Regions from separate parts of the Homo sapiens genome. Here region 1 is linked to region 2. Evidence: chromatin loops called from intact Hi-C (ENCODE). Cell type or tissue: CD14-positive monocyte. All regions are shown on one strand. Links, peaks and the distances in the headings refer to the core of each region. The heading gives the core; the rest is flanking DNA. Region 1 overlaps SRCAP (Snf2 related CREBBP activator protein). Region 2 overlaps LOC124903679 (a long non-coding RNA gene).

Region 1 (8,000 bases), core at 1-8,000, 99 kb before region 2:
AGGATGCCCAATCACAGAGCCAAGCAGATGAAGAGGAGGAAGATGATGATTTTGGGGTGGAGTACTTGCTTGCCAGGGATGAAGAGCAGAGTGAGGCAGATGCAGGCAGTGGGCCTCCTACTCCAGGGCCCACTACTCTAGGTCCAAAGAAAGAAATTACTGACATTGCTGCAGCAGCTGAAAGTCTCCAGCCCAAGGGTTACACGCTGGCCACGACCCAGGTATCCCCAGGTTCTGGCCTCTCCTTTCTCATGTCTTGACTTTCTCATGTCCCCACAACAAATGCCTCATTTCCATTGTGTTACCTATATTTCCTCTCTGACAGGTAAAGACGCCCATTCCCCTGCTTCTGCGGGGCCAGCTCCGGGAGTACCAGCACATTGGGCTAGACTGGCTGGTTACCATGTATGAGAAGAAGCTTAATGGCATTCTTGCTGATGAGATGGGGCTTGGGAAGACCATCCAGACCATCTCTCTGCTTGCCCACTTGGCTTGTGAGAAAGGTAAGTAGGCAAGGCCCCTTCTTTTGTTCCCCCTAGTCTAGCTCCCTGGGAGCTTGTTCAGTGATGACTCCAGCTTCATTGACTTTTGCTTTATTGACTCCGGTCATTAACTGTATAGAGAGGACAGTGTAGGTGCTAGGATTCCTAGGAAGGGCCAAAGGGTGGCCAGGGTTATAACTGAGAAATCAGAACCACAGAATTTACATTTCCTTACCATCTCTGATTTTTTTGCCTAACAGGTAACTGGGGTCCCCATTTAATCATTGTTCCCACCAGCGTGATGTTGAACTGGGAGATGGAGTTGAAACGGTGGTGCCCCAGCTTTAAAATCCTCACTTACTATGGAGCCCAGAAAGAGAGGAAGCTCAAGCGGCAGGTTCGATGTTTCATGTGGTCACTTTCCTCCCATTGATGCCTCCTTTATTTTTAAGCCCTTTCCTCAGGTGAATTCCTTTCTCTCCTCTTTCTTTTTTAAAAAAAATTTTTTAATTTTTTGTAAAAATAAAGATGGGGTCTCACTATGTTACCCAAGCTGACCTTGAACACCTGGGCTCAAGAGATCCTCCCACCTCAACCTCCCAAAGTACTGAGACTATAGCTGTGAGCCACCGCACCCAGGCCCCTCCTCTTTCTGTCGCTCCATTCTTTTGCTGGGACTTTCTCTTTTCTTCCAACCTGATTACTGTCCTTTGAGGAGTTTAGCATGTCTTCCCTTTGCTCTCTTCTTTTCATCCCACTATCTGCTACTTTCTGTCTTTGATCCCTCAGGGCTGGACCAAGCCCAATGCCTTTCATGTGTGTATCACATCTTACAAGCTGGTGCTGCAGGACCACCAGGCCTTCCGTCGCAAGAACTGGCGCTATCTCATTCTGGATGAGGCGCAGAACATCAAGAACTTCAAGTCACAGCGCTGGCAGTCACTCCTCAACTTCAACAGGTGGAGATGGAGATGGGGATTCATGGGAGGGTTGACTTGGCTAGAAGGGAGGGCTGCCTGGGTTGAGGAATGTATCAGAATGCTCAGAAGGTTGGGAGCTTGCTGACCATACTCTCTCTGATTCTCTCTGTCTCTTTGCAGCCAGAGACGCCTGCTCCTGACAGGAACTCCCTTGCAGAACAGCCTCATGGAGCTGTGGTCCTTGATGCACTTTTTGATGCCCCATGTCTTCCAGTCTCATCGCGAGTTCAAGGAGTGGTTCTCTAATCCCCTAACTGGCATGATTGAGGGCAGCCAAGAGTATAATGAAGGTCTAGTCAAACGCCTCCACAAGGTAGGGCCTGCAACAGTTTGTCAGGGTATTGGGAATGGTAAGGAACCATTCCTGAGCACCTGGGCAGTGCCCAGGAAACCCTTGGGGAGAGGGAAGTCAGTGCCAGGCTAAACTCCTTTGTCAAGCTGCAGTGTTCTAGTGACTAACCCATTGCCAGATTGAGTGACCTCATCTTAGTCATCAATTCTGTTTTTTTTTTTTTTTGAGACTGAGTCTTGCTTTGTCGCCCAGGCTGGAGTGCAGTGTTGCAATATCCATTCACTGCAAACTCCGCCTTCTGGGTTCACACCATTCTCCTGCCTCAGCCTCCCGAGTAGCCAGGACTACAGGCACCCGCCACAAAGCCTGGCTAATTTTTTTTTTTTTTTTTTTGAGACAGAGTTCACTCTGTCGCCCAGGCTGGAGTGCAGTGGCGCGGTCTTGGCTCACTGCAAGCTTTGCCTCCCAGGTTCATGCCATTCTCCTGCTTCAGCCTCCCGAGTAGCTGGGACTAAAGGCGCCCACCACCACGCCGGGCTAATTTTTTGTATTTTTAGTAGAGACGGGGTTTCACCGTATTAGCCAGGATGGTCTCCATCTCCTGACCTCATGATCCGCCTGCCTCGGCCTCCCAAAGTGCTGGGATTATAGGCATGAGCCACCGCGCCCGGCCTACGCCCGGCTAATTTTTTGTATTTTTAGTAGAGTCGGAGTTTCACCGTGTTAGCCAGGATGGTCTCGATCTCCTGACCTCGTGATCTGCCTGCCTCGGCCTCCGAAAATCCTGGAATTAAAGGTGTGAGCCACCGTGCCGGGCTTTTTTTTTTTTGAGACAGAGTCTCTCTCTGTCACCCAGGCTGGAGTGCAGTGGCGTGATCTGGCTCATTGCAACCTCCACCTCCCAGGTTCAAGCGATTCTCCTGCCTCAGCCTCCTGAGTAGCTGGGGTTACAGGTCTGCACTACGATGCCTAGCTAATGTTTGTTATTTTTAGTAGAGGCGGATTTCGCCATGTTGGCCAGGCTGGTCTCGAACTCCTGACCTTAAGTGATCCGCCCTGCCCCCGCTTGGCCTCCCAAAGTGTTGGGATTACAGGTGTGAGCCACCGTTCCCAGCCTGTTTGTTTTTTGTTTTTTTTTAAATGGTGATGTTTTTGTCCTTACTGTCTTTGAGTAGAATGGTACTGCTGATTGATCCCTGCTTGGATTTCTTCAACTTCATATTGTTGGTGTTTTCTCTCTCTGGTCTTCTTTGGCTCTTCCTTTTTCGCCCAACTTTTAAATCACAACATCTTTCAGCATTCTGATCTTTACTTTTTTTGTCTTCTCAGTCTGCATATCTCACAGGCCTACTCATTCCTAAGGCTTTGACTATTTCTTATGTGATAAAGACTCTCCAGTCTGTACTAAAATTCCTTGACTTTCTAGATCACTTGACCTGTATTTAAATTTCTGATTTGCTATCATTAATTGAGAGTTCCTCTTGAACTCAACACTGTTCTAAGCTAGACATCTCTGGCCTTATAGCCTGTTATTTCTACTTCATCTTGGTCAATCACTATCATTCGGTAAACTAAGCTAGAAAACAGGAAGTCGGCCGGGCGCGGTGGCTCACGCCTGTAATCCCAGCACTTTGGGAGGCTGAGGCAGGCGGATCACGAGGTCAGGACATCAACACCATCCTGGCTAAAATGGTGAAACCCCGTCTCTACTAAAAATACAAAAAATTAGCCGGGCGCGGTGGCGGGTGCCTGTAGTCCCAGCTACTCAGGAGGCTGAGGCAGGAGAATGGCATGAACCCGGGAGGCAGAGCTTGCAGTGAGCCAGGATTGCGCCACTGCACTCCAGCCTGGGTGACAGAGCGCAACTTTGTATCAAAAAAAAAAAAAAAAGAAAACAGGAAGTCTTCCTTAACTATTACTTTTCCTTCATTTATCTCTGTTCCTTTACTTCTTCCGTGTCACTGTAGACATTGATGACTGTGTCCTATTAGATTTTATCTTCTGAGATTACAGATTTGCCTTTTGTTTTATCTCCTGTCAAGGCCACAGTTTTTATTCTCCTCATCTTCTAGATTTATTTGCATCATCTTGTAAACTTAACAATTACTCCTCAAAATCTAGTTTGAGTTTTCTATTCTGCGTAGTTGGTCTGCCCACAGTGCTTCCTTATATCACTTCCTGTGTCATGGTATCATTTTGTGTCTGTCTCCTTCAGCAGACAGCAGATCCCTTGAGGGCTTGCAGTTGACTCATCTTTGTGTGGTTGGTGTCTGATATGGTGTGCCGTATGACTCCATTAGTGTTTGCTGAGGGGCTTAGGCTGGGGCTCGGTGCCTGAGTTCTCCTGTTTAGCCTCCAGCTTAATTTGCTTTTAGGTTTTGAGGCCTTTTTTACTGCGCCGAGTTAAGGTGGATGTTGAGAAGCAGATGCCCAAAAAGTACGAGCATGTTATCCGCTGCAGGCTCTCCAAGCGTCAACGCTGTCTCTATGATGACTTCATGGCACAGACCACGTAAGGGAGGAAGGAGGGTGGGCCCTGGGACTCGAGATTGGAGTGTAGGTGGCTGTTAGGACGTCTCATTTATTTTTCCTCTTTCCCCAGAACTAAGGAGACACTAGCCACAGGCCATTTCATGAGCGTCATCAACATTTTGATGCAGCTGAGAAAAGTTTGCAATCATCCAAATCTGTTCGACCCTCGACCGGTTACCTCCCCTTTCATCACCCCAGGCATCTGCTTCAGCACCGCCTCTCTGGTGCTAAGGGCCACGGATGTCCATCCCCTCCAGGTAAGTATGATTCCATTAATATGAAATGTAAAGGTTATCGGCATTACTCCAACCATGTACCTCTTTTCGTTAGACTGGGGTCTGACTTTTGCATCCTCATGACTCCCCTATCATTCCCTTAGTTTTATTGTACTCTAGCCATGTGACTTAACGATGGTTCAACTTAATATTTTTTTGACTTCACTGTGAATTTATCAGGATGTAACCCCATCGTAAATTGAGGAGCATCTGGACTTAGAATGATTCAGCTTACAATTTTTTACTTTTTGATGGGCTTATCAAGGGTATTAAAGGGTATTAAATTCTTTACTTGCTGAGGGTTTGTTGGAATGTAACCTCATTGTAAGTCCAGGAGCGTCTGCATCACATTTTGTTTATCCACTTATCTGTCAGTGGGCACTTGGATTCTTTCCACCTTTTGTCTCTTGTGAATAAGGCTATGAACATAGGTGTACAAATATCTCTGCTTTTTATTTTGGGTATTTACTTAACAGTGAAATTGCTGTAACATGGTAATTCTATTTCTGCATGTTGGGAAAACCTCCACTGTTTTCCATAGTAGCTGCATGTTTTACATTTCCACCCTAGCAGGGCACAAGTGTTCTAATTTCTCCACATCCTTGCCATTACCTGTTATTTCTTTTTTTTTAATTACACCCATATTAATGAGTGTGAATTGGTATTTCATTGTGGTTTTGGTTTGCATTTCCTTATTTCCTTAGTGATGAGTGCTGTCAAGGATCTTTTCATGTGCTCATTGGCCACTTGTCTATATTTTTGAAGAAATGTCTTTTGAAGATTTGTTAATTTTGGGTGTTTGTGTGGTGGTTGTTGAGCTGTAGGACTTCATTATATGCTTTGGAAATTAACCCATTATCAGATGTATGACTTGCAAATATTTTGTCACATTCCATAAGTTGCCTTTTCGCTATGTTGATAGTGTTTTTTGATGCACAAACACTTGTTTTTGGTGGTTTTTTTTTTCGAGACAAGGTCTATCTCTGTCACCCAGGCTAGAGTTCAGTGGTATGATCATAGCTTACTGCAGCCTTGAACTCCTGGGCTCAAATAGTCCTCCCGCCTCAGCCTTCCAACTAGCTGGGACCACGGGTATGCGCTACCAAGCCTGGCTTTTTTTTTTTTTTTTTTTTTGAGGCGGAGTCTCGCTCTGTCCTCAGGCTGGAGTGCAGTGGTGCCATCTTGGCTTACTGCAACCTCCGCCTCCCAAGTTCAAGCAATTTTCCACAGCCTCCCGAGTAGCTGGGGATACAGGCACGCACCACCACACCCAGCTAACTTTTGTGTTTTTAGTAGAGATGGGGTTTCACCATGTTTGCCAGGATGGTCTTCATCTCTTGACCTTGTGATCTGCCCACCTTGGCCTCCCAAAGTGCTGGGATTACAGATGTGAGCCACTGCACCCGGCCCTGCTGATTTTTTTTTTTTTTTTTAGTTTTCTGGAAGAGATGGTGTCTTGCCATGTCGCTCAGGCTGGTTTCAAACTCCTGGACGAGTAGCTGGAACTATATGCGTGCACCACTATGCCTGACTGATTTTTTTATTTTAATTTTTTTGTAGAGATGGGATGTTGATATGTTGCCTAGACTAGTCTTGAACTCCTGGCCTCAAGTGATCCTTCCGCCTTGGCCTCCCAAAGCCCTGGGATTATAGGCGTGAGCTACCACACCTAGTTTTAATTTTTTTTTGGGTGGGGGGGGCAGAGTTCTGCTCTTGTTGCCCAGGCTAGAGTGCAATGGCACAATCTCAGCTCATTGCAACCTCTGCCTCCCGGGTTCAAGTGATTCTCCTGCCTCAGCCTCCCGAGTAGCTGGGATTACGGGCATGCGCCACCACGCCCAGCTAATTTTTGTATTTTTAGTAGAGATGGGGTTTCGCCATGTTGGCCAGGCTGGTCTTGAAATCCTGACCTCAGGTGATCTGTCCACCTCGGCCTCCCAAAGTGCTGGGATTACAGGTGTGAGCCACTGTGCCTGGCTTTTTTTTTTTTTTTTAAGATGGAGTCTTACTCTGTCGCTCAGGCTGGAGTGCAGTGGTGCGATGTCAGCTCACTGTAACCTCCACCTCCTGGGTTCAAGTGATTCTCCTGCCTCACTCCCAAGTAACTGGGACTACAGGTGTGTGCCACCACTCCCAGCTAATTTTTGTATTTTTAGTAGAGATGAGGTTTCACCACGTTGCCCAGCTGGTCTCGAACGCCTGACCTCAGATAATCTGCCTGCCTTGGCCTCCTAATGTGCTGGGATTACAGGTGTGAGCCACTGCACCTGGCCCCCAGTTTTAAATTTTGATGTAGTTCAATTTATCAATTTTTTTCTTTTGTTGGCTGTGCTTTTGGCATCATGTCCAATAAATCATTGTAAAATTGGCATCTTTGACACTGCATTGTGTTGTTATTACTACTTTTTTTTTTTTTTGATACAGAGTCTTACTCTGTCACCCAGGCTGGAGTACAATGGTGCAGTCTCAGCGCATTGCAACCTCTGCGTCTTGGGTTCAAGCGATTCTCGATTCTTGTGCCTCAGCTTCCTGAGCAGCTGGGACTACAGGTGTGCACAACCATGCTGGTTGTATTTTTAGTAGAGATGGGGTTTCACCATGTTGGCCAGGCTGGTCTCGAACTCCTGGCCTCAAGTGATCTGCCCACCTTGGCCTCCCAAGGTAGTAGGATTACAGGCATAAGCCATGGTGCCCCGCCTATTATTTATTTATTTATTTATTTTTATTTTTTTTTTTGAGATGGAGTCTCACTCTGTCACCCAGGCTGGAGTGCAGTGGCACGATCTTGGCTCACTGCAAGCTCCGCCCCTCCAGGTTTAAGCAATTCTCCATTTCAGCCTCCTGAGTAGCTGGGATTACAGGCACGTGCCACCACGCCTGGCTAATGTTTTGTATTTTTAGTAGAGATGGGGTTTCACCATCTTGGCCAGGCTGGTCTTGAACTCCTGACCTCGTGATCCACCCGCCTCGGCCTCCAGAAGTGCTGGGATTACAGGCGTGAGCCACCGCACCCGGCCTTTTTTTTTTTAATTTTGAGGCAGGGTCTTGTTCTGTGGCCCAGGCTGGGGTGCATTGGCATGATCATAGCTGACTGCAGCCTCAGCTCCCTGGGCTCAAGCAGTCCTCCCGCCTGAGCCTCCTGAGTAGCTGGGACTACAGGTACATGCTAACATGCCTGGCTAATTTTTGTATTTTCTGTAGAGACGGGGTCTTACTATGTTGCCTAGGGTGATCTCAAATTCCTGGGGTCACACAGTTCCCCAATCTTGGCCTCCCAGAGAGCTGGGATTACAGGTTTGAGCCACCGTGCCTAGCCTTTTATTTTGGAGTAAGGGTGTACATGTGCAGGTTTCTTAAATGGGGTATATTGCATGATGCTGAGGTTTGGCGTACGATTGATCCTGTTACTCAGGTTGTGAGCATGGTACTCAACTGGTAG
Region 2 (16,375 bases), core at 3,906-11,905:
ATGCAGTGGTGTGATCATAGCTTACTGTAGCCTCAAACTCCTGGGCTCAAGCAATCTTCTGCCTCAGCCTCCCAAGTAGCTAGGACCATGGACACATGCCACCACATCTGGGTTTTTGTTTTGTTTTTGAGACAGAGTCTCGCTCTGTCACCCAGGCTGGAGTACAGTGGCGCCATCTCCACTCACTGCACGCTCCGCCTCCCGGGTTCACACCATTCTCCTGCCTCAGCCTCCCGAGTAGCTGGGACTACAGGCGCCCGCCACCGCGCCCGGCTAATTTTTTTGTATTTTTTTAGTAGAGACGGGGTTTCACCGTGTTAGCCAGGATGGTCTCTATCTCCTGAGCTCGTGATCCACCCACCTCGGCCTCCCAAAGTGCTGGGATTACAGGCATGAGCCCCACGCCCGGCCTGGTTTTTGTTTTTTTTTGTTTGTTTTGTTTTGTTTTTTTTAATTAATTTTTTGGCTGGGCCGGGTTGCTGAAGCCTGTAATCCCAGCACTTTGAGAGGCTGAGGTGGGTGGATAGCTTGAGGTCAGGAGTTCGAGACCAGCCTGGCCAACATGGTGAAACCCCGTCTCTACTAAAAATACAAAAAAATTAGCCAGGTTGGGTGGCACATGCCTGTAGTCCCAGCTACTCAGGAGGCTAAGGCAGGAGAATCGCTTGAATCCAGGACGTAGAGGTTGCAGTGAGCTAAGATCGCACCACTGCACTCCAGCCTGGGCAACAGAGTGAGACCCTGTCTCAAAAAAAATTAATTAATTAATTTTTTGTAGAGACAGGGTCTCGCTCTGTTACCCAGGCTGGTCTCAAACTCCTGACTTCAAGTGATCTTCCCACCTCAGCCTCCCAAAGTCCTGGGATTACAGGCATGAGCTGCAGTTCCCAGCCACTTTCACATTTTATCTTACTGAATCCTTACACATAGGAAAGTGTTGTCATCATATTTTACAGAAGAGGGAAGTGAAGCTTAAAATGCTATGTAATTTTGCACTTTTTTTTTTTTTTTTTTTTTAGACAGAGTTTCTCTGTTGTTGCCCAGGCTGGAGTGCAGCGGCGCGATGTTGGCTCAATGCAACCTCTGCCTCCCGGGTTCAGGCAATTCTCCTGCCTCAGCCTCCTGAGTAGCTGGGATTACAGATGCCCACCACCTCGCCTGGCTAATTTTTTGTATTTTTAGTAGAGACGGGGTTTCGCCATGTTGGGCAGGCTGGTCTCGAACTCCTGACCTCAGGTGATCCGCCTGCCTCGGCCTCCCAAAGGGCTGGGATTACAGGCGTGAGCCACTGCGCCCAGCCAGTTTTGCAAAATTTAAAATGACACTGAGCTTGGATCAGAAGGCAGTCCTGGTAGTCAGAGAGTTGTCTAGCATTCACCCTGTCTTCTGTGTCTCCATGAAATAAGCCAGTCAAAGAAACTGTTAATGTATGAGTTGTGGGTCCATGGCCCTAGTCTCTCACTGTCCAAGCGTCATTCTAGATGTTCTCTCCTTGTACCCAGAGTTATTTTAGATGTGTCCACACAAGTGAAAAATTGGCCTCTTTATCTCCCTTGCCTCCCAGCCATAAATCTGTCAGGTTTACAAAATTATTTTAAGACTTTCCAGGCTGGGCGTGGTGGCTCATGCCCGTAATCCCAGCACTTTGGGAGGCCAAGGCAGGCAGATCACTTGAGCCCACGAGTTCAAGACCAGCCTAGGCAACATAGTGAGACCCTGTCTCTACAAAAAAAAAAAAAAAAAAAAAAAAATTAGCTGGGCATGGTGACACACGCCTGTAGTCCCAGCTACTCTGGAAGCTGAGGTGGGAGGATCACTTGAGCCCAAGAGTTCAAGGCTGCAGTGAGCTGTGATTGTACCACTGTACTCCAGCCTGGGAGAAAGAGCAAGAGCCTGTCTAAACAAAACAAGACTTTCCTTTATCACAAAATTGCCCAGTATACAGTAGGTTCATTCATTCATTCATTCAATAAGTAAATACTTACAGAGCATTTACTCTGGGCTCTCGTGACCACTGTAGTTGTGAACAAAACAGGTAAAAATTAAAAACAAAAATTGCTACCCTTACTAGAGATTAAATTCTGTTAAGAAAGACAGATAACAAAGAAAATAATGAGAAAAATAAAGTGGGGTCAGGGAAGATGTTGAAATTTTGGATAGGTGGGCCAGTAGAGACTTCTCTGAGAAGGTGGACTTTTTAAATTTTTATTTTATTTTATTTTTTTGAGACAGAGTCTCGTTCTGTCACTCAGGCTGGAGTGTAGTGGCATGATCTCGGCTCACTGCAACCTCTGCCTCCTGGGTTCAAGCGATCCTCCTGCCTCTCAGCATCCTGACTAGCTGGGATTGAAGGTACACACCACCATGCCCAGCTAATTTTCGTATTTTTAGTAGAGATGGGGTTTCACAATGTTGGCCAGGCTGGCCTTGCACTCCTGACCTCAGGTGATCCACCCACCTCTGCCTCCTAAAGTTCTGGGATTACAAGGGCCAGGTGCAGTGGCTCATGCTTGTAATTCCAGCACTTTGGGAGGCTGAGGAGGGTGGATCACGAGGTCAGGAGTTTGAGACCAGTCTAGCCAACATGGTGAAACCCCATCTCTACTGAAAATACAAAAATTAGCTGGGCGTGGAGGCATACACCTGTAATCCCAGCTACTCAGGAGGCTGAGGCAGGAGAATAGCTTGAACCCAGGAGGCAGAGGTTGCAGTGAGCCGAGATCGTGCCATTGCACTCCCGCCTGGGTAACAGGGCAAGACTCTGTCTCAAAAAAAAAAAAAGTTCTGGGGATTACAGATGTGAGCCACCATGCCAAGCCTTATTTTATTTTATTTTATTTTATTTTATTTATTTATTTATTTATTTGAGACAGAGTCTCACTTTGTCGCCAGGCTGGAGTGCAGTGGCACGGTCTCGGCTCACTGCAACCTCCGCCTCCTGGGTTCAAGCAGTTCTCTGCCCCAGCCTCCCAAGTAGCTGGCATTACAGGCATCCGCCACCACGCCCAGCTAATTTTTTGTATTTTTAGTAGAGACGGGGTTTCACCGTGTTAGCCAGGATGGTCTCGATCTCCTGACCTCGTGATCCGCCCACCTCGGCCCCCCAAAGTGCTGGGATTACAGGCGTGAGCCACCGCGCCCGGCTATTTTATTTTTTTAAGGCAGAGTCTCGCTGTGTCGCCCAGTCTGGGATGCAGTGGCATGATCTCAGCTCACTGCAACCTCTGTGTCCCGGGTTCAAGTGATTCTCCTGCCTCAGCCTTCCAAGTAGCTAGGATTACAGGCATGTGCCACCACACCCGGCTAATTTTTGTATTTTTAGTAGAGATGGGGTTTCAACATGTTGGTCAGGCTGGTCTCGAACTTCTGACCTCAGGTGATCCACCTGCCTCGGCCTCCCAAAGTGCTGGGATTACAGGGGTGAGCCACTGAGCCCAGCCGAAGGTGGACTTTTAATAAAGTCATAAAGAAAGTAGATGTTTAGGCCAGGCACGGTGGCTCATGCCTGTAATCCCAGCACTTTGGGAGGCCAAGACAGGTGGATTGCTTGAGCTCAGGAGTTTGAGATCAGCCCGGGCAACATAGTGAGACCCCCGTCTCTACTAAAAGTACAAAAAAAAATAGCCAGGCATGATGATGTGCTCTTGTGGTCCCAGCTAATTGGGAGGCTGAGGTGCGAGGATTACTTATCCCCAGGAGGCAGAGGTTGCAGTGAGCTGAGATTGTGCCATTGCACTCCAGCCTGGGTGACATAGTGAGACCCTGTCTCAAAAACAAAGCAAAAAAAAAAAAAAAAAAAAGGAAGTAGATGTTTAATTCACAGCTGTGTAAATAAACTATTAAAATGATGCTCCCAGCCAGGTGAAGTGGCTCACACCTGTAATCCCAGCACTTTGGGAGGCCAAAGCGGGCGGATCATGAGTTCAGGAGATGGAGACCATCCTGGCTAACAGGGTGAAACCCTGTCTCTACTGAAAATACAAAAACTTAGCCGGGCATGGTGGCACGCACCTGTAGTCCCAGCTACTTGGGAGGCCGAGGCAGGAGAATAGCTTGAACCCGGGAGGCAGAGGTTGCAGTGAGCCGAGATCATGCCACTGCACTCCAGCCTGAGCAACAGAGTGAGACTCCATCTCAAAAAAAATAAAATAAAATTATGCTCCCTCCAAAATCACTTCCAGAAGTAAGACAGCCATGAAAAAAGCTACTCAAACACTTGAAGTCCAGAAGGGAAAAATATAACAAAATATTAAGGAATCTTTTCCTTTTCAAAGTTGTCTTTTGTTCTTATCTAGTTTGCTCTAGGAAGTTTCTCCCTTTTCCAATCTCCAGCAAGACTCACCTGTCTTCTGCCTTTTCTGTTCTCCCCTTCTCTATCCCAACTCCATCCTGGGTAGCCAAGAAATTAGGTGGCAGCCAAGGCGGGCGTGCAGGAGATCAGGGGAGCTGGCATGCTTCCTTCCACCGAGTGGAGCTGGGTAGAGTGTAAAGTGGTGGCTGAGTGGGAGATGGGGACGCTGTGGGGGGACACACTTGGAGATTTGGAAGACATCTGCAGGAGCAGATGGCCGAGAACCGCACCCCAGATCTCCCCAGAGTGAAAGGATGTAGCCACACAGAACCTAGGGAAGAAACACAGGCACATATTGGTTGGTTTTGTTTTACTTTTTGGTGTGCCTCTTTTGATGTAACAGCTTTATTGAGATGTAATTCACATATCATACACTTCATCTAGTTTTTTTTTTGTTTTGTTTTTGTTTTTTTAAGACAGAGGCTCGCTCTGTCACCTGGGCTTCAGTGCAATGGTGCGATCTCGGCTCACTGCAACCTCCACCTACTGGGTTCAAGTGATTCTCCTGCCTCAGCCTCCCAAGTAGCTGGAATTACAGGTGCATGCCACCACGCCCAGCTAATTTTTTTTTTTTTTTTTTTTTGAGACAGAGTCTCAGTCTGTTGCCCAGGCTAGAGTGCAGTGGTGCAATCTCGGCCCACTGCAACCTCCACCTCCTGGGTTCAAGCAGTTCTCCTGCCTCAGTCTTCCTAGTAGCTGGGATTACAGGCACCTGCCACCACACTCAGCTAATTTTTGTATTTTAGTACAAAACTCTTGACCTCAGGTGATCTGCCCGCCTCAGCCTCCCAAAGTGCTGGGATTATAGGCATGAGCCACTGCGCCTGACAAATTTTTTGTATTTTTAGTAAAGATGGGGTTTCACCATGTTGACCAGGCTGGTTTCCAACTCCTGGCCTCAAGTGATCCACCTGCCTCGGCCTCCCAAAGTGCTGGATGGAGTTTTGCTGTGTTGCCCAAGCTGGTCTCAAACTCCTGGGCTCAAGCAATTTTCACCCCCTCAGCATCCTGAGTAGCTGGGACTGCCTCAAAAAAAAAAAAAAAAAAAAAGATTACAAAGGTCAGTTTGGAACATTAGGGTAGGGGTTAGAAGCTCTTCTGGAGGGGACAATGGGGCAGTGGTGATAGATGAAAAAGCAGAAGAGAGAGATAACTCACTTCTGTTTTATTTTTTATTGCTCTATTTTTGCTTTGTAAGTCACCACGAATGTAGGCAGGATAGAAATCCTAAGTACACCAAAGTGGGAAGTGCTACAAATTAAATTGTTTGCTTTTATTCCTGTGGATAATTTTCTTTCTCTGTTTTAACATATTTATGCCTTCTATTTCCTAACACTTTGTAAAGGAACTGATTATGAAATCAGAAAACCTGGGTTTTTCCTCCTAATGTGACTTAGCTGCTGTCAAAGTTTCCTCATCTGCAAAATGAGGGGGTTAGAGTACAATGGACATTCCATTATCCTCTCCAGCATCATCCCCTTAGTGCAGGCAGGCACTCTTTCAGGGATCTGTTGACAGTCCCTATTTTATTTTTAGGTGCCAACCCAGCCTTTCCCCTCCTTTTCTAGAATTTTTGTGTACAGAAAGTGAAGGTGGGGCTGGGCACCATAGTGAGACCCCGTCTCTCCAAAAAAAAAAGCCGGGCATTGTGGTGTGTGCCTGTGGTTCCAGCTACTTGGGAGGCTGAGGCGGGAGGATTGCTTGAGCCCAGGAGTTGGAGGCTGCAGCCAACTAGGATTGTGCCACTGCACTCCAGCCTGGGCGACAGAGTGAGACCCTGTATTAAAAAAAAAAGAAAAGAGGGCCAGGCACAGTGGCTCATGCCTGTAATCCCAGCACTTTGGGAGGCCGAGGTGGGTGGATACCTGAAGTCAGGAGTTCAAGACCAGCCTGACCAACGCGGTGAAACACCGTCTCTACTAAAAATACAAAAATTAGCTGGATGTGGTGGTGCATGCCTATAATTCCAGCTACTCAGGAGGCTGAGGCAGGAGAATCGCTTGAACCCATGAGGTGGAGGTTGCAGTGAGCTGAGATCGCACCACTGCAATCCACCCTGGGCGACAGAGCGAGACTCAGTCTCAAAAAAAAAGAAAAGAAGGTGAAGGTGGCTAAATAGCATAACATGTCAGAGATTTACGTGTCAGAGATTTAACATGTCAGAGATTTCCACATGTTATCAAGTCTGTTTCATGGCTAAGAACTGGAAGGGACCTTTGAGGACATCTAACCCTCATAGGACTTAACAATAGGATGAGGAAACAAGCTCAGAAATAGGCTATAACTTGCCCAAGGCCACTCAGAGAGGGAATGCCAGAGCCAGGGCCAGCTCTCAACTTCAGGCCAGAGAAGCCCAGGGTCTTCCATGAGAAATAGGGCCTGTCAGACTGGACAGGCTCCTTGGAGGTGGTCCAGTGAGTCCAATCCCTTTTTTTGCTGCGGCTTAGACGAGGGGCCGCTGAGGATTCTCCGAATTCGCTGGATCTGGACCCAGACTTCCGGGTCCACAGTGCAGCCTGAATGATCAACAGGGGAACGTGCGTTCGCCAGGGTCCCCGGGGGCAGAGGCACCTCTCCCTGGGCGGGGCCGGGGAGATTACGCAACACGGGTCTTAGTTGTCTGGGCCGCTGGGGTCGCCTCCACGGGCAGGAGCCACGGCCAGGACGTGCAGGCCGCCCCCTGCTGGTCCGTTTCGGAACCGGGCGGGTGGCCGCGGCGCTGCCCGGGTTGGGGGCATGGCTTTACAACGGTGAGCCAATCCCAGGCCGCACCGTGGATGGGGCGGGCGTTCACTTCTCCTCCCAGTCCTTTGGTTCTCTCCGCGGCGGAAGCTGTGCGGCGACCTAGCAACCGTCCTTGCCGACCCTCCCGCCGGTGACGTGGCTGCGACCCACCCTTCTTGCCATAGCCCTTTGGAAAGCGAAGGTCCCTTCAGGGCCAAAAGGACAGGGAGGTTTTTTCCTTCCTTCCTTCCCTCCCTCCTTCCCTCCTTCCCTTTCTTTCTTTCCTTTCTTTTTCTTTCTTTTCACAGAGTCTGACTTAATCACCCACGCTGCAGTGTAGTATGATCTGCTCACTGAAGCCTCTGCCTCCCGGGTTCAAGCGATTCTCCCAACTCAGCCTCCCAAGTAGCTGTACAGGTGTGCACCGCCACACCCAGCTAAATTTTGCATTTGTAGTAGATATGGGGTTTCATCATGCTGGCCAAGATGGTCTAAAGTGATCCGCCCGCCTCGGCCTCCCAAAGTGCTGGGATTACCGGCGGGAGCCACCGCTCCCGTCCAGGACAGGGATTTTGGTTGGTTGGTTGGATGGAGCCTTACAGTTTGGATGTGGTGAGCATGAAATGCATACGTTCAAGAAGCTGAGCCGACAAAGGGCTTACTCTAGGTGGACTGAAAATTCGATGTTTCCAATTCAAAACATCTGCTCTCCGAGGTGTGGGTGAAGGTATGGGGGGTCCAAAAATGTCCGAGTCCCACCACCTGATGTTGTTAGTTACACTTCTTTTTTTGTTTTGAGATGGAATTTTGCTCTTGTTGCCCAGGCTGGAGTGCAGTGGCGCGATTTCAACTCACCACAACCTCCGCCTCCTGGGTTCAAGCGATTCTTCTGCCTCAGCCTCCCGAGTAGCTGGGATTACAGGCATGTGCCATCACACCAGCTAATTTTTGTATTTTTAGTAGAGACGGGGTTTCTCCATGTTGGTCAGTCTGGTCTCGAACTCTTGACCTCAGGTGATCCGCCCGCCTTGGCCTCCCAAAGTGCTGGGATTACAGGTGTGAGCCACCACACCTGGCCTAATTTTTGTGTTTTTAGTAGAGATAGGTTTTCGCCATGTTGGCCAGGCTGGTCTCAAACTCACCTCAGGTGATCCGCCTGCCTCGGCCTCTCAAAGTGCTGGGATTACAAGCATGAGCCACCACGCCTGGCCCACGCTTGGCTAATTTTTGTTTGTTTGCTTGTGTTTTAGAGATGGGGTTTTGCCACATTGCCCAGGCTGGTTTCAAACTCCTGAGCTCAAGTGATCTGCCTGCCTCAGCCTCCCAAAGTGCTGGGATTACCGGCATGAGACACCATGCTTGACCGGTTTTATCACAGTTTTTAAAAAGTAATAATATAGTAGGCCAGGCATGGTGGCTCATGCCTGTAATCCCAGCACTTTGGGAGGCTGAGGCAGGCAGATCACCTGAGGTTGGGAGTTCAAGACGAGCCTGACCAACATGGAGAAAACCCGTCTTTACTAAAATACAAAAATTAGCTGGGTGTGGTGGTGCACACCTGTAATCCCAGCTACTCGGGAAGCTGAGGCAGGAGAATGGCTTGAACCCAGGAGTCATTGGTTGTGGTGAGCTGAGATCGTGCCATTGCACTCCAGCCTGGGCAACAAGAGTGAAACTCCATTAAAAAAAAAAATTAGCCGGGCACGGTGGCTCACGCCTGTAATCCCAGCACTTTGGGAGGCCGAGGCGGGCGAATCACAAGGTCAGGAGATTGAGACCATCCTGGCTAACACGGTGAAACCCTGTCTCTACTAAAAATACAAAAAAATTAGCCGGCATGGTGGTGGACTCCTGTAGTCTCAGCTACTTGGGAGGCTGAGGCAGGAGAATGGCGTGAACCTGGGAGGTGGAGCTTGCAGTGAGCCGAGATTGTGCCACTGCACTCCAGCCTGGGCGACAGAGCAAGACTCCATCTAAAAAAAAAAAAAGTTAATATAGTAAACAAAAACCCATTGAATTGTGCACTTTAGATGGGTGAATTATATGGTATGTGAATTATATCTCAATAAAGCTGTTTCAGAAAGTTGTGGGGTTTTTTTTCTTTTGAGACAGGGTCTCGCTGTGTTGCCCAGGCTAGAGTGCAGTGGAGTGATCTTAGCTCACTGCAACCTCCACCTCCCGGGCTCAAGTGATTCTGGTGCCTCAGCCTATGTTTCAGAAAGTTTTAAATTTGGATTAAGTTCAATGTGTCACTTTTTCCTTTTATGAATTATGCTTTAGGTATCAAGAACTCTGTATAACATTAGAACCTTAAGATACTCTTCTGTTTTTTTCTGAAAGTTTTATAGTTTTTACATTTTACATTTAAGTTTGTAACTCATTTGGAGTTAATTTTTGTGTACGGGTTTTTAGGGTTTTGTGTTTTTGTCTATGGATGTCTAATTACTCTAACACCACCTGTTGAAAAGCACCACTGAATTGCCTTTGGTTTTTTAATTTTGTTTTGTTGGTTTGTTGGTTTGTTTGTTTGTTTTTGAGATGGAGTCTCATCTGTCACCCTGGATGGAGTGCAGTGGTGAGATCTCGGCTCACTACAACCTCTGCCTCCCAGGTTCAAGCAATTCTCCTGTCTCAGCCTCCCAAGCAGCTGGGACCACAGACAGGCACCACCATGCCCGGCTAATTTTTTTTTTTTTTTTTTTTTGAGACAGAGTTTCGCTCTTGTTGCCCAGGCTGGAGTGCAATGGTGCAATCTCGGCTCACTGCAGCCTGCGCCTCCTGGGTTCAAGTGATTCTCCCGCCTCAGCCTGCTAAGTAGCTGGGATTACAGGCATGTGCCACCATGCCCGGCTAATTTTGTATATTTAGTAGAGACAGGGTTTCTCCATGTTGGTCAGGCTGGTCTCCGACTCCTGACCTCATGTGATCTGCCTGCCTTGGCCTCCCAAAGTGCTGGGATTACAGGTGTGAGCCACTGCACCCGGCCATTTTTTTGTATTTTATTTTTATTTTTTGTAGACGGAGTCTCGCTCTGTCACCCAGGCTGGAGTGCAGTGGCACGATCTCGGCTCACTGCAACCTCCGCCTCCCAAGTTCAAGCTTCTGCCTCAGCCTCCCAAGTAGCTCCCAAGTAGGCACCCACCACTACACCTAGCTAATTTTTTGTATTTTTAGTAGAGACAGGGTTTCACTATGTTGGCCAGGCTGGTCTCGAACTCCTGACTTCAGGCGATCCACCCGGCTCAGCCTCCCAAAGTGCTGGGATTCCAGGCATGAGCCACTGCACCTGGCTGCTTTTGCAACTTTGTAAGAAATCAGTTGGAAATATATATATGGGTCTGCTTCTAGGCTCTCTATTCTGTTCCAGTGATTTATTCTTCTGCCAATAGAGTCTTGATTACTCTAGCTATATAATAAGTTTTTAATCTAGTGATGATTCTTTTTATTTTATTCTTCTTTTTCAAAATTGTTTTAGCTATTCTAGTTTCCTCTCCTTTTCATATAAATTTTAGAATAATCTTGTCTATATTTACAAAGAAATCTCGCTGGGGCTGGGTGCAGTGGTTCACGCCTGTAATCCCAACACTTGGAGAGGCTGAAGTGGGCTGATCCCTTGATGCCAGGAGTTCGATAGCAGCCTGGGCAACATGGCAAAACCCTGTCTCTACTAAAAATACAAAAATTAGCTGGGCGTGGTGGTATACGCCTGTAATCCCAGTTACTTGGAAGGCTGAGGCAGGAGAATTGCTTGAACCCGGGAGGCGGAGGTTGCAGTGAGCCGAGATCTCACCACTGCACTCCAGCCTGGGCAACAGAGCAATACTCTGTCTAAAAAACAAAAACAAGGCTTGTCGCGATGGCTCATGCCTGTAATCCCAGCACTTTGGGAGGCTGAGGTAGGCGGATCACAAGGTCAGGAGTTCGAGACCAGCCTGACCAACATGGTGAAACCCCGTCTCTACTAAAAATACAAAAATTAGCCACATGTAGTGGCGGGTGCCTGTAACCCCAGCTACTCAGGAGGCTGAGGCAGGAGAACTGCCTGAACCCGGGAGGCGGAGGTTGTAGTGAGCTGAGATTGCGCCACTGTACTCCAGCCTGGGTGACAGAGGGAGACTCCATCTAAAAATAAATAAATAAATACATAAATTTAAAAAATAAAAACAAACAAACCAACACAAAACCCACAAGGAAACCTTGCTGGGATTTTAATAGACATTTTATTAAACTTGTATAACAATTTGGGGGAGAATTAATATCTTTACTATAGTGAGTCTTCTGATCCATGAACGTAGTATGTCTCTCCATTTATACAGATCTTTGATTTCTTTTATTAGTGTTGTGTACTTTTCAGCATAGAAGTCCTATACATATTTTATTAGATTTACACTTACATATTTCCTTTTTCTTGTTTTGAGAGACTGTAAGTCATATTATATTTTTATTTCTTTTCTTTTCTTTTCTTTTCTTTTTTTTTGGAGACAGTTTAGCCAGGCTACAGTGCAGTGGGGCGATCTCAGCTCACTGCAACCTCCACCTCCTGGGTTCTAGAAATTCTTGTGCCTCCCAAGTAGCTGGGACTACAGGCATGTGCCACCACACCTGGCTAATTTTTGCATTTTTAGTAGAGATGGAGTTTTGCCATGTTGGCCAGGCTAGTCTTGAACTCCTGACCTCAGGTGGTCTGCCCACCTTGGCCTCCCAAAATGTTGGGATTACAGGAGTGAGCCACCACGCCCAGCCACCACGCCCGGCCAATGTTTGTATTTTTAGTAGAGATGAGGTTTCACTATATTGGTCAGGCTGGTCTCAAACTCCTGACCTCAAGCGATCTGCCCGCCTCGGCCTCCCAAAGTGCTGGGATTACATGTGTGCGACACCATGCCTGGCACATATTATATTTTTCATTTCAGTGTCCACCTGTTCATTGTTAGCGTATAGAAATGTAATTGATATTTCCAATCTATGTCTTGTACACTGAGACCTTGCTGAACTCATTAGTTCCAGGAGTTTTTTGGTAGATTCCTTCATATTTTCTCTGTAGACAATCATGTCATCTCCAAATAGTGAGTTTTATTTCTTCCTTTCCAATCTGCATGCCTTTTATTTTCTTCTCTTGCCCTCTTGCACTGGCTAGATCTTCCAGCACTTTGTTGAATAAGAATAATAAGAATGGAAATCCCTTACATTTTATTTTCCAGTTGTCACTAATGGTACACAAAATTTACAGCTGAAAAACTGCAACTGATTTTTGTATATTGAACTTGTATCCTAGACAGAGCTAAATTCATTTATTAGTTGTAGTAGTTAGTTTTTTGGGTTTTTATTATTTTTTTTGAGATGGAGTCTCACTCTATCACCTAGGCTGGAATGCAGTGGCGTGATCTCAGCTCACTGCAACCTCCGCCTCTGTGGTTCAAGTGATTCTCCTGCCTCAGCCTCCCGAGTAGCTGGGACTACAGGTGCGTGCCACCACCCCCAGCTAATTTTTGTATTTTTAGTAAAGACAGCATTTCACCATGTTCGCCAGGATGCTTTCAAGCTCTTGACCTTGTGATCTGCCCGCCTTGGCCTCCCAAAGTGCAGGGATTACAGGTGTGAGCCATTGTACCCGGCCTAGTTTTTAAAAAATATATATCCTTTCCATCAGATAAAGAAATTCTATTTATTGTTTTTAATTTGTTAATATATTTTTAATTTCTTTTTATTTTTTATTTTTATTTTTGTAGATAGAGATGGGGTCTTATGGGGTCTTGCTCTGTTGACCAGGCTGGTCTTGATCTCCTGGTCTCAAGTGATCCTCCTGTCTTGGCCTTCCAAAGTGCTGGAATTACAGGCATGAGCCACCATGCCCATATATATACATATGGGCATATATATATATATATATATATATATATATATATATATATACATACACACACACACACACATATGGGCATATATATATATATATATATATACACACACACACACACACATGGGCATATATATATATACACATATGGGCATATATATATATAATTTCGTATCCACTGGAAGTTTTATTTCTTTAGGGTTCTATCCCAATCAGTCACTTAAAAACCAAGTAACACAGACCTGAGGGGTGAGAGGTGGGGACTGCACCTCCCTCCTACTCATTGTGGACAGCAGAGGAGAAGAGAGAGGAGCAGGAGAGGTGGCTGACGCCAGGCAGCAGCAGCAGTGATGGGGCCACGACGTCACAGAGCAAGCTCCATCCTCCCCCAGACCCTAGCTGGAGCTCCTGTGGGTTGGGGTGGGCAGTGGGGAGAACCCACCCCAGGCCCTCCCCATCCCTTCCCCAGACAGTCTCCTTGTGGGCTCAACCAATGTCTTCTGGCAGGAGCCTGAGGCACACGGAGAGGAGGAAGTGGAAGAGGAGGACGGGAGAGGCACGGTGGTGGCAGGAATGAAGGCAGAGGTGGGAGGCTGGCCAGGGCCACTCCACCCCACGCCCACCCCGGAGAGGGCCGAGGAAGCCACCATCACGCAGCGTGTCACGGGGACCAGGCGGGGTTTAAGGCTGAGGGCTCGGGGCGGGCAGGGCCTCCGGCCTCAGTCAAAGCCGTGCCAGTGGCTGTGCTGCGAGTCTTATTCCAGCGCGGCGCCCGAGCCCTTGACACCGTCCAGCAGGTGGGCATGCCGTGGTGTCGGCCCCTGGCGCCAGCCTGCACTGCCACGCTCACACAGGCGCCGGCGCCACCTTCGCAGGCTGGCAGCATCGCGGCTTTGAGGACACCCTCTTTGTGCGCTGAGTACTCGCACTTGACACTGTAACCTTCAGGGACAGGAACAACGCTGAGGAGCTTGACATGCAGAGGCTGGGAACAGGTGCCTCACGGACGTGCTTGCTCACTGGGCGGGGGAAGAGTGAAGGTAATCTCATACCTGCGCAGGATCTTCAGGAAGCCAACCTTGACCAGAAAGCTGCTGTCGCTGTCCTGGGTGGCCATGACCACCGAGTCATGAAGCCTCTCATCAAAGCAGACGTGGCTCTGGGAGTATTACAGGTCGAGAAAATGTGGGTCGTGACCAACTCAGTATACCACTGGAGGCTATATGAGTAAACAGAAAACTGTTCTCATGAAAGCAGGATGTTGGAAAACTGAGGGCTGCATCTGCCCACAGAGGGAGTGCTGAGAGCAGTCACGCCCCAAGCGCAGTGTTCCTTGTGATTACCTATAGGAACATCTGAAGCCTGTTGTACAAAGAAAGCAATTATGTGTACCTGTGATAAATCAAGCAACTGACCAACCGTTACCTCTCCCTCCCTGCTCTTTCTACCTAATAAATACGAAGGGCTGTGGAAGCTCAGGGCTGCCCTTGTTCACTAGAAGCAAGGAGCCCCCTGACCCCTTCTTTCAAAACAGATCTTTTTGTCTTGGTCTTCATTTCTGCATTCATCCCCCTTCGTTCACACCTGTAGCAACCGACAGCAACATGGGAGCCCTCTGTATCGTGGCCTGCCGCAAAGCAGATACTCCTCCGGACTCTGGGCTTGTTGCCGTTGTTGGCTGCAGCCATGGATGCCCTCCCTGCCACACAGCGCCTGCTGGACACCGCCACTCACGCTTAGCAGCCTCCCGTGTTGCAGGGGCTGCAGTGTGCACCCGGGGCCGGGCAGGGCAGGCATGACCCAGGCTCGGCTGCGGGAGCTCAATGCCAAGCACGAGGAAGAATCGGCCTATATTTTTAATTTTTATTTTTTTTGAGATGGAGTCTTGCACTGTTGCCCAGGCTGGAGTGCAGTGGCACGAGCTTGGCTCACTACAAGCTCCGCCTCCCGGGTTCACACCATTCTCCTGCCTCAGCCTCCCTAGTAGCTGGGACTACAGGCACCCGCCACCAAGCCCGGCTAATTTTTTTGTATTTTTAGTAGAGATGGGTTTTCACCGTGTTAGCCAGGATGGTCTCGATCTCCTGACCTCGTGATCCGCCCACCTCAGCCTCCCAAAGTGCTGGGATTACAGGTGTGAGCCACCGTGCCCGGCCATTTTTTGTATTTTTAGTAGAGACGGGGTTTCACTGTGTTAGCCAGGATGGTCTAAATCTCCTGACCTCGTGATCTGCCCACCTCGGCCTCCTAAAGTGTTGGGATTATGGGCGTGAGCCACTGCGCCCAGCCCTAATTTTTTTTTTTTTTTTTTTTAGATGGAGTCTCGCTCTTGTCGCTCAGGCTGGAGCGCTGTGGTGTGATCTCAGCTCACTGCAACCTCTCCCTCCCGGGCTCCAGTGATCCTCCCACTCAGCTTCCCAAGTAGCTGGGACTATAGGCACATGCCACCCTGTCTGGCTAATTTTTGTATTTTTTGTTAGAGAAGGGGTTTCGTCATGTTGCCCAGGCTGGTCTCAAACTTCTGAGCTCGAGAGATCTGCCCACTTCGGCCTCCCAAGTGCTGGGATCACAGGTGTGAGCCACTGGGCCCAGCCTCGAATGGGTTTAATTTTTTTTTTTTTTTGAGATGGAGTCTTGCTCTGTTGCCCAGGCAGGAGTGCAATGGCGAGATCTCAGCTCACTGCAACCTCTGCCTCCTGGGTTCAAGCGATTCTCCTGCCTCAGCCTCCTGAGTAGCTGGGATTACAGACATGCACCACCACACCCGGCTAATTTTTGTATTTTTAGTAGAGATGGGGTTTCATCATGTTGGCCAGGATAGTCTCGAGCTCTTGACCTTGTGATCCGCCCACCTCCGCCTCCCAAAGTGCTGGGATTACAGGCATGAGCCACCACGCCCAGCCTTTTTTTTTTTCTTATGTTAAATAAACAACAAAGAACTGTGAAATAAAATATATAACAATACAAGGAAAAACATGAGAAACAGTTTTATTGGAAATATTCTAACACATTTTCTGAACAAATAATCAAAAAATAAATAAGGACATAGAAAATATGAACATATAAATTTCTTACCCTGAAAACAAACAGTACACCTTCTTTTCAAGTTTCATGGACAGTGGACAAAATTAAATAATTATTAAGCTACAAAGAATATTTTGGTAAATTTTGAAAAGTAGAAATTCTAGAAACCATTCTCAGATCAAAATGCAATACAACTAACAATAATGTAAAACATACCACTTAGAAATTTTGAAACGTAAGTAGCACCTCAAATTATCCTTAGGACAAGATGTAAATCAAGAGTTAAAAAAATTAAAAAACAGACGATTTAGAAAATAATTTAAAAAGTAGGATTAACAGCCAAAGCTATATGCAGAGGTAAAAACAGCATTAAATGCTTTTAGTGTCAAAAATAGAAGAAAAATGAAACGAATTAAGCA

The links. Peaks named below come from ENCODE experiments on the same cell type or tissue, not always from the same donor. Only the 100,000 strongest peaks of a DNase experiment are listed, where the experiment ranks them.
Region 1: a loop joins it to region 2, with 2.1 times the contacts of the local background. A loop is called at or near these places in 2 of 110 quality-filtered maps.

The regions. Positions count from the first base shown.
Region 1 is chr16:30,711,937-30,719,936 of GRCh38, forward strand. SRCAP (Snf2 related CREBBP activator protein) reads left to right here. Exons shown (of 34, transcript NM_006662.3): 12 at 1-221; 13 at 326-503; 14 at 743-879; 15 at 1,272-1,441; 16 at 1,583-1,775; 17 at 4,130-4,266; 18 at 4,357-4,543. Among named protein-coding and RNA genes, the nearest start is that of SNORA30, 5.4 kb to the left of the region's middle. In CD14-positive monocyte, for the core only: no CTCF peak of the experiment used is centred there; DNase peaks (open chromatin) are centred at 1,955, 3,325, 3,645 and 3,985; H3K4me3 peaks cover 1,848 bases; H3K27ac peaks cover 6,042 bases.
Region 2 is chr16:30,807,418-30,823,792 of GRCh38, forward strand. It overlaps LOC124903679 (a long non-coding RNA gene), which reads left to right. Exons shown (of 2, transcript XR_007065052.1): 2 at 13,440-14,467. It also overlaps the pseudogene ADISSPP2. Among named protein-coding and RNA genes, the nearest start is that of ZNF629, 28 kb to the left of the region's middle. RefSeq lists enhancers at 5,727-6,282, 6,283-6,837, 6,708-6,857 and a silencer at 6,878-7,207. In CD14-positive monocyte, for the core only: CTCF peaks have their summits at 7,004 (motif pointing left) and 7,208; DNase peaks (open chromatin) are centred at 5,754 and 7,054; H3K4me3 peaks cover 1,474 bases; H3K27ac peaks cover 2,406 bases.